Regions from separate parts of the Homo sapiens genome. Here region 1 is linked to region 2. The links are chromatin contacts, found by Hi-C or POLR2A ChIA-PET in ENCODE. All regions are on one chromosome and are shown on one strand. The core of a region is the stretch at or near the end of the contact, and the rest is flanking DNA. Distances in the headings are between cores, read along the strand shown.

Region 1 (4,198 bases), core at 1,441-3,940, 36 kb after region 2:
TTATTTTATTTTATTATTTATTTGAGACAGACTCTCACCCTGTCACCCAGGCTGGAAGTGCAGTGGCACGATCTCAGTTCACTGCAACCTCCACCTCCCAGGTTCAAGCGATTCTCATGCCTCAGCCTCCTGACTAGCTGGGATTACAGGCACCCACCACCATGCCTGGCTAATTTTTGTATTTTTTTTTGTAGAGACAGGGTTTCACCATGTTGACCAGGCTGGTCTCGAACTCCTGACCTCAAATGATCCACCCCCCGCCCCCCACACCCCACTCAGCTTCCTAAAGTGCTGGGATTACAGGCGTGAGCGACAGTGCCTGGCCTTATTTTGATATTTTATTTATTTATTTACTTATTTATTTTTAGAGATGGGGTCTCACTATATCGGTCAGGGTGGCCTTGAACTCCTGGCCTCAAGCAATTCTCCTGCCTTGGCCTCCCAAAGTGCTGGGATTACAGATGTGAGCCAACATGCTTGGCCTTTTTAAATTTTTATTTCTTTTTTTGAACCCAGGTCTTCCGTACAAACTTTTTGTTACTATTGATAACACAGAGAAACAAGCAGGAATCACTCCTCCAAACCTCAATTCTGTAACATCCAGTTTAGCAACTATTCCATGTGACAAGGCTTTGCCAACCTTTAACCTACTTCTACCTGTAACCAAAAAGTCATTTCTACTGGAGGAATGCCAGTTTACAATGATAAGTGACAAAGAGTGGCTGTGTTTACAAATCTCCCCCAAGGGCTCTACACATTTCACAAATCTCCTATGGCCAGTTACTTACCTCAAAAACAAAGCCATTTCAAAAGCAGGTAATTAAGAGGTGTGAAAGAAGCAAGAGAATCTAGGGCAGAAAAGCTAAAACCTTCTCACATGAAAACAGCACAAAGCTATCTTGCAATTCTTAGTTAAGGTAAATAGAGCTCCGGGTCTTTCAAAAGCGCTCAGAAATAATCCAGACAGGAAACAAAAGTACTCCTCTTGCTCCCAGAGCAAGGCTACCGGAATTGCTTAGGGCATTCACAGAATGATATGATCTTGGTCAATAAAACGTTCAAGATGAATATTAAATTTGCACAACAAATTTACTGTTTTACTTTCTTGGATAATTATCTGAAAGGCTTATGAGTCAGTTTTCCTATAGCTGCTCTAATTATGGGGATGAGGAGCATGTTACAATTTGTGTTACTCTACTCTGAAAAAGTAGAATTCAAAAACTTTCCAGTGGCGGGGTGTGGTGGCTCACGCCTGTAATCCTAGCACTTTGGGAGGCTGAGGCGAGCGAATCACTTGAGGTCAGGAGTTCGAAACCAGCCTGGCCAACATGGTGAAACCCCGTCTCTACCAAAAATGCCAAAAAAATTATCCAGAAATCGCTTGAACTCCAGAGGTGGAGGTTGCAGTGAGCCAAGATTGCACCACTGCACTCCAGCCCGAGCAACAGAGCAAGGCTGTCTAAAAAAAAACAAAAACAAAAACATAACAAACAAAAAAACTTTCCAGTGACTGAATGTGGATAATCATCAGTAAGCTATATTAGAAATGGAAGCATGAGGAAATGGCATCTTTTATTGGCTTCTTCTGGTGACAATAATGGCCCACATCTTCAAGTTACCGGCAAGAAATGAGGGCGGAATTTGAGATTGCAACATGTTCACCAGTGCAAAGGTAATTTGATCATTCACATGAGGATTAAATCCACAGCCTTGGCCTCATCACCAGATCCTGATTAACTGAACTAACCAGTCCTTTGTAGCAGGGACTGTCAAACTATGGTTCACAGGCCAAATCCAACCTGTTTGTAAGAATGGATGTTATATTTTTTAGATGGTTAGAAAAAATCAAAAGAAGAATAATATTTTGTGACACATGAAAAGTACATGAAATGCAAATATATATTGGAACACAGCCCCACTTATCTATTTAGGCAAGATCTATGGTTGCTCTTGTACTGTAACAGCAGAGTTCAGTAGTTGTGACAAAGACCCTATAGCCTGCAAGACCTGATACATTTGCTGTCTAGCCCTTTACAGAAAAAGCCAATTCCCAGCTCAAGGCTCGGCTCAGTGGCTCACGCCTATAATCCCAACACTTTGGGAGGCCGAGGTGGGAGGATAGCTTGAGCTCTGGAGTTCGAGGCAAGCCTAGGCAACATAATGGGACCTCCTCTCTAATATTTCCATCTCAATATTATAAATACTACACTGATGTATAAAAGGCAGAAATAACAGTTGAAAGAACTTATATTTCCAAAATGCAGTTAAGTACACATCCTGGAAATGGAAAAGCACAGAGACTAAATGGTTAATGTTGCCTGTGTATAGCTTTTACCTTCAGCACTTGGCATTTATTCTTTCCAGGCAAGAGAAAGGAGAATGATTGCTTTTCCAAAAAAGAAAGGAGTACTAATCCGTTTAATCAATTAAAATCAGATGCCATTCAAGTTTTCTGCTCTTAGATTGTTCTTTTCTGTGGGGAGTTAATAAAAAAGAGTGCTGAGGCCAGGCGTGGTGGCTCATGCCTGTAATCCCAGCACTTTGGGAAGCCAAGGCGGGCGGATCACTTGAGGTCACGAGTTTGAGACCAGCCTGGCCAACATGGTGAAACCCCATCTCTACTAAAAATACAAAAATTAGCCAGGCGTGGTGGCACATGCCTGTAACTTAGGAGGCTGAGCATGAGAATCGCTTGAAGCTGGGAAGCAGAGGTTGCAGTGAGCCGAGATCATGCCACTGCACTCCAGCCTGTGCAATAAAGTGAGTCTCCGTCTCGAAAAAAAAAAAGCGTGCTGAGTCAGATAAAATACAATGGTGGTTTAGTCAACCTGCACACAAGTTGGATTAAAATTTCAGAATGGACTTTCAGAACAGGAACCTTGTCTGCCTTTTTCACTACTTTATCCATAGAACCTAGCACATTGTAAACACTAAAATATATAGATATTTTAGGAGACGGGGTTCCGCTATGTTGCCCAAGCAAGTCTGAAACTCCTGGGCTCAAGCAGTCCTCCCACATCAACTTCCCAAAGTGCTGGGATTACAGGTGTAAGCCACCATGCCCGACCTCAGATAATTTTTTTTTTTAATTGGGAGAGAGTCTCACCCTGTCGCCCAGGCTGGAGTGCAGTGGCTTGATCCTGGCTTACTGCAACCTCCGCCTCCTGGGTTCAAGCAATCCTCATGCCTCAACCTCCGGACTAGCTGGAACTACAGGTGCCCACCACCACACCTGGCTATTTTTTGTATTTTTAGTAGAGACAGGGGTTTCATTAATTTGGTCAGGCTGGTCTCAAACTCCTGACTTTAGATGATTCTCCCGCCTTGGCCTCCCAAAGTGCTGGGATTACAGGCGTGACCCACCGTGCCTGGCCCAAAGACTGCTGATTATATGAGAAGAAAATAAACCAAACCAAACCAAACCAAACCAAACCACAATAAAAACCAGAGTGCTCTTACTCAAAGGAAGCTATTTTCTTTTTCTTTTTCTTTTTTTTTTTTTTTTTGAGACGGAGTCTCACTCTTTCACCCAGGCTGGAGTGTAGTGGCGCGATCTCGGCTCACTGCAAGCTCCGCCCCCCGGGGTTCACGCCATTCTCCTGCCTCAGCCTCCCGCGTAGCTGGGACTACAGGCGCCCACCAGCTCGCCCGGCTAATTTTTTGTATTTTTAGTAGAGACGGGGTTTCACCGTGTTAGCCAGGATGGTCTCGATCAAAGGAGGCTATTTTCTTTTCACCCACTAAACACTGAAGGAAGTTCATAGATTTCTTAGCTATTTCTTCTAATTGCAAATATGGGACTAATTAAATTATCTGAAATATTAACCCTGAAGAATTCTGTTGTTGTTGTCCACCCAAAAAGAGACTTTCCATAACTCAGTTTCTCTTTTCTTGCTCTTTTCCACTTCAAGTTTTAATGAGCATCTGCCATGTGCCTCATATGCATTTTGCCAGGTTGGGAAAGATGGAAATAGAGGTGGATAAGATGAGTTTCTGGCGCTCCAGAAGCTCGGTGTAATAAAAGGTCTTTCTGTACGTCACTGCAGTACCCAAAGGAAAGTGGAATTTATATACCTGCTCTACATATTTTAGACAAACAGAAAAATGTAAGAAATCTCTGCTCTACTGAATAATGCGTACTTCAGTTTTGTGACACAGAAATTTCAACAAAAATACTTTGGAGTTTTATGATATCATT
Region 2 (3,684 bases), core at 204-2,703:
AAGCACGGGGGAGCAATAACCATGTGAAATCAAGTCCCACCCCAGAGCCAGTGAGGCGGTTTACTGAACTTCTTGCATCTTTAATGCTCTGTGAGGCACAGGGAAGCTGACCGCTACCCTTCTTGCCCAATGCTTTGGAACAAGGAAGAACAAGGAAGGAAGGGCAGGGAGGAAAAGACAGCTGTCTCGTTAGCCTTCAGATTCACCAAAGGCAAGGACTCACTCAAGAGCCTCCCAAGTTGCAAGGACAGCAAATCAGCAAGGAGGCCAGAAAGCAAAAACCCCAGCAAAGCTTCGGAGCAGTTCTCTGGGGCCTTTCACAGCGGCGGGACTGGGGGGCGGGCGAGGGTGCAGCTCCGCTCCAAGCGGAGGAAAACAAGACACTCGCTCACCTGGCTTTTTAAACTCTCGCAGCTAAGACTGAAGGCAGAGGTAGCAATCTTCCGGACAAGAAGTCCAGAAGAACAGGTGTCCCCCACCCCCGCACGCCCCCAAGACCGGAGAAAAGCCCACCACTCCGGGAAAGACACCAGAGGAGGTCGGCGGCCAAGCAGGGTGAACTGGAAGTGGCGAAAGGTCGGGGCCGCCCCTAAGCGCCAGCTCCGGGGAGGCGCTCGCGGCAGAGGCTCCCGCGTTCCGTCGGGCAGGACCTCGCGCCCACCCCCTTGGCAAGGACACCGGGGAGGCGCCGAGACGCGGCCAGGGAGGAACTCGGCTGCGGTTACCTCGACCCGGGTCGGGGCAGACGACGCGCTCCGAGAAATTTCGAGGGCGCCCAGTCCCACAGTGGAAGGCCCCCAGGGCGGCGCCCCTGGACCTAAGTGTCCCCAGGACTCTCCGAGGGAAACGCGGCGTCACGAGAGGACGGAGGGCGTCCCCAGCCCCACCCGGACCCCATGGAGTCCGAACCCATGGGGACGACGCGGAGGAGGAAGCGGCGATTCCAGCTCCGCACCCCCGCCCCAAACCTGGCCCCGCAGACTCGCCCAGCCCCTGGCGCGCGTCTCCCGCCCCGGCCGGGGGTCCCGCGCCCTTGGGCTCCCTCCGCGAGCGGCCGCGGGCCCGGCAGTGTTTGTAAACAAACCGGTCACGTGGCCCGGCGGCCGCTCCCCGTCCCCGGCGCCCACGGGGACCCCACGCGGAACCGAGGGCGCCGCACCCCCAACCCCGCGCAGGCCCGGCCGGGGGAGTCCGGAGGCCGGGGCCGGGGACCCAGAGCCCGAGCTGACAGCGCGCCCCACGCCCACGCGCGCCCGGCCCGCGCCGCACTCCGGTGCACTTACCCGGCGACAGGCGGCCCTGTCCGGCCAGCGTGGGGCTTGGCTCCGCTGGGGTGCGCAGCGGCGAAGCGCGGCCCGGCTGGGGCTCGGGCTCCCGGCACGCTCTTAAAGCCACAGTCTCCGCCACCGCCGCGGCCGCCACTCCGCATCCCTCCGGGTCCGGGCCGGGGGCTACCCCGTGATGGACGCGCCCCCGCACCTATCCCCTCGGCTCAGCACATAGCAACACGCCGCGGGTTGGCCGGGCGCAGCCGCAGCCCATCCGCGCAGAGCCAATCATCAGAGGACGGAACTCCGCCCCCCGCTTCCCCGACCGCCCACTCCCCCACCCCTCGGCCCGGCCCAGCCTGGGCTAGGGGAGAGCGGCTGGTTAGGGTCCCGCCCGTCCCGGCAACTTGCCGGAGGGCAGGGACCCAGAGTGCCAAAGCTGGGTGGGCTCTCAGCGCCTAGGAGGAGGCCGTTTATTTGAGTTTGGGGTTTGTCCCCAGGGCAGGGCTGGGATTCCCAGAACCTGGGTTGTATTTTGGGGCGGGGGGATTTGCAGTGCATCTCCCTGGAGGCTCAAGATAGTCATTCCTTTCTTACGTTTTAAACCTCGCCCTAAGCCATAGCCTAAGTTACCAGAAGTGGCCCTCAGGCCCCGGGTAATTGAATTTAAAATGATAGGGGGGAGGGGGGAGGGATAGCATTAGGAGATACACCTAATGCTAAATGACGAGTTAATGGGTGCAGCACACCAACATGGCACATGTATACATATGTAACAAACCTGCACATTGTGCACATGTACCCTAAAACTTAAAGTATAATAATAATAAAATTAAAAGAAAATGATAGTGCTAGTTGCACCCAGCCCACCCATGCCTTGCTCAGAAGCCAGGCATTTCCCCTCTTCTCTCTGCCCTGCTAGTAATTTCGGCGAATTAAAAGTACGAAAGGGGCTTAGTGGAATTGAAGACCGCCCCATTGCTGCTAATTTTCCATGACTTTCAGAGGCAGATGACGGTAATTAGAGTGGGATGGTCCGAGTGACCAGAGGGGAGGAGTCCACGTTCTGGGTCACCGGGGTGGTGCTTTTCAAGGAAGAGCAGGTTAAAAAATAACCTCGTGGCAGTCAGGAAACCAGGGAGGCACCAGGTGGGTGGAGTGGGGCAGTTTCCCAGCAGGAAAACAGGACAGTTTGATAAAGAATGTTGGCACGGACAAGGTGAACAAAGCAGGTCCTGCCTTTCGCTCAAGACACTGGGGTTCCGCAGTTCCTCTGGGAACTCTTCCTCCAAGGAAACTAGTGTTTTACTGTGCAGCCATCAGGATGTGAGGTGCTGCAGGAGGTGCAGCTGACTCTCCGCCTTCCACACACTGGTTTGCACGTACACCCAGAATGCTGGCTCACCTGCATCTCCACCCAGCTGTTTTTAAAATATGCTTGGTCAACCAAATTGTATTCAGTTAATATCTATTGCATGTGAATCCAGTCACCAAGGTTAGTAAAAACAACAAAACACCCCAAATACCTCAGTATTGTGGGGCTGACATATCAGCCTCAGATTTGCAGTTTCAGTGTAAACAAAGGCTATGTCCTGGTTCACAACTGACTAGTTTGGAGAGTCTAAAACGGGGGGGGGGGGGGAATGCTTTCAGATGAGAGGAATCACAAACAAGAACTGTTTAGCATTTAATCCTTAATCTAAGATGTGATGGATTCTTTAGATTAGTAAGAGCTTGCCGTCTCGCCCTGATCTGCTTCTTGAGCAAGTTTCTTTGTCTCTCCAGGCCTAGGTTTCCACAGTTTAAAACAAGGAGGGTTGAAATAGGATGATCTCAAGTCCCTTCCAGCTCTGAAATTCTAAGTAGGGCCAGAAAGTCATGTTTGTTACAACGTTTCCGCAATATTGTGTGAGCGAATATTTGTGTTGCCACATCACCACTTCCTAACAGTAGATGCTGAATTAGTTTAACACCCTAGGATATTGGTATGTTATGTAACAAGACTGGTGGCTACTGTTTCTGTTTAAATAAAAGATAACGTTAGCTAAAGAAGACTAGCCTGATACAGTGGTTTCAGAGGGAGCTCTGAGGACCCCTTCAGGCCTGCTGTGTGTATGCAGGGGACTGGAAGAGGCCCCAGACCTTAGGGTCAGGAGACAATAAAACCAGCCAGCCGGCCAATAACAAAAAAAGTGTTAAGCCTGATCATGCCTCCTCCCAGTCAAAAAGAGCCAAGCATTTTGAGCTGGTAAAGGAGAAGGGAGAGGTGAAACAATGAAGTAAGTGAAACAAAGTAATAGATGCAACTTCTCTGAACCCAGAGGGGGCACTTGAATTGTCCCTCAATACATTTTCTCAGTGCCTACTATGAGCAGAATTCCCTGCTTGACTTGGATGATAGTATTCTGAAGAATCT

Evidence for each region. A loop is a pair of places that touch in the nucleus more often than their neighbours do. ChIA-PET counts read pairs that join two places held with the same protein, here RNA polymerase II (POLR2A). Pooled maps may share reads with other maps.
Region 1: a loop to region 2 is called in a map of gastrocnemius medialis, with 13 times the contacts of the local background. The contact joins the enhancer-like site here to the promoter of YPEL2 in region 2. A Hi-C loop is called at or near these places in 1 of 168 maps with a recorded cell type or tissue (gastrocnemius medialis) and 1 of 50 pooled maps. POLR2A ChIA-PET finds 5 or more read pairs at or near these places in 3 of 52 experiments (OCI-LY7, PC-9 and activated naive CD4-positive, alpha-beta T cell).

Annotation. Positions count from the first base shown.
Region 1 is chr17:59,293,868-59,298,065 of GRCh38, reverse strand. No RefSeq gene overlaps it. Among named protein-coding and RNA genes, the nearest start is that of YPEL2, 36 kb to the left of the region's middle. Within about 2 kb of position 2,690, at least 4 of the 41 ENCODE cell types and tissues checked have a DNase peak (open chromatin) inside an H3K27ac peak, as active enhancers do; they include PC-9 and gastrocnemius medialis, where a contact is called at or near this core.
Region 2 is chr17:59,329,424-59,333,107 of GRCh38, reverse strand. YPEL2 (yippee like 2) reads right to left here and starts at 1,453. Exons shown (of 5, transcript NM_001005404.4): 1 at 1,284-1,453. RefSeq lists an enhancer at 396-957 and a silencer at 1,168-1,687.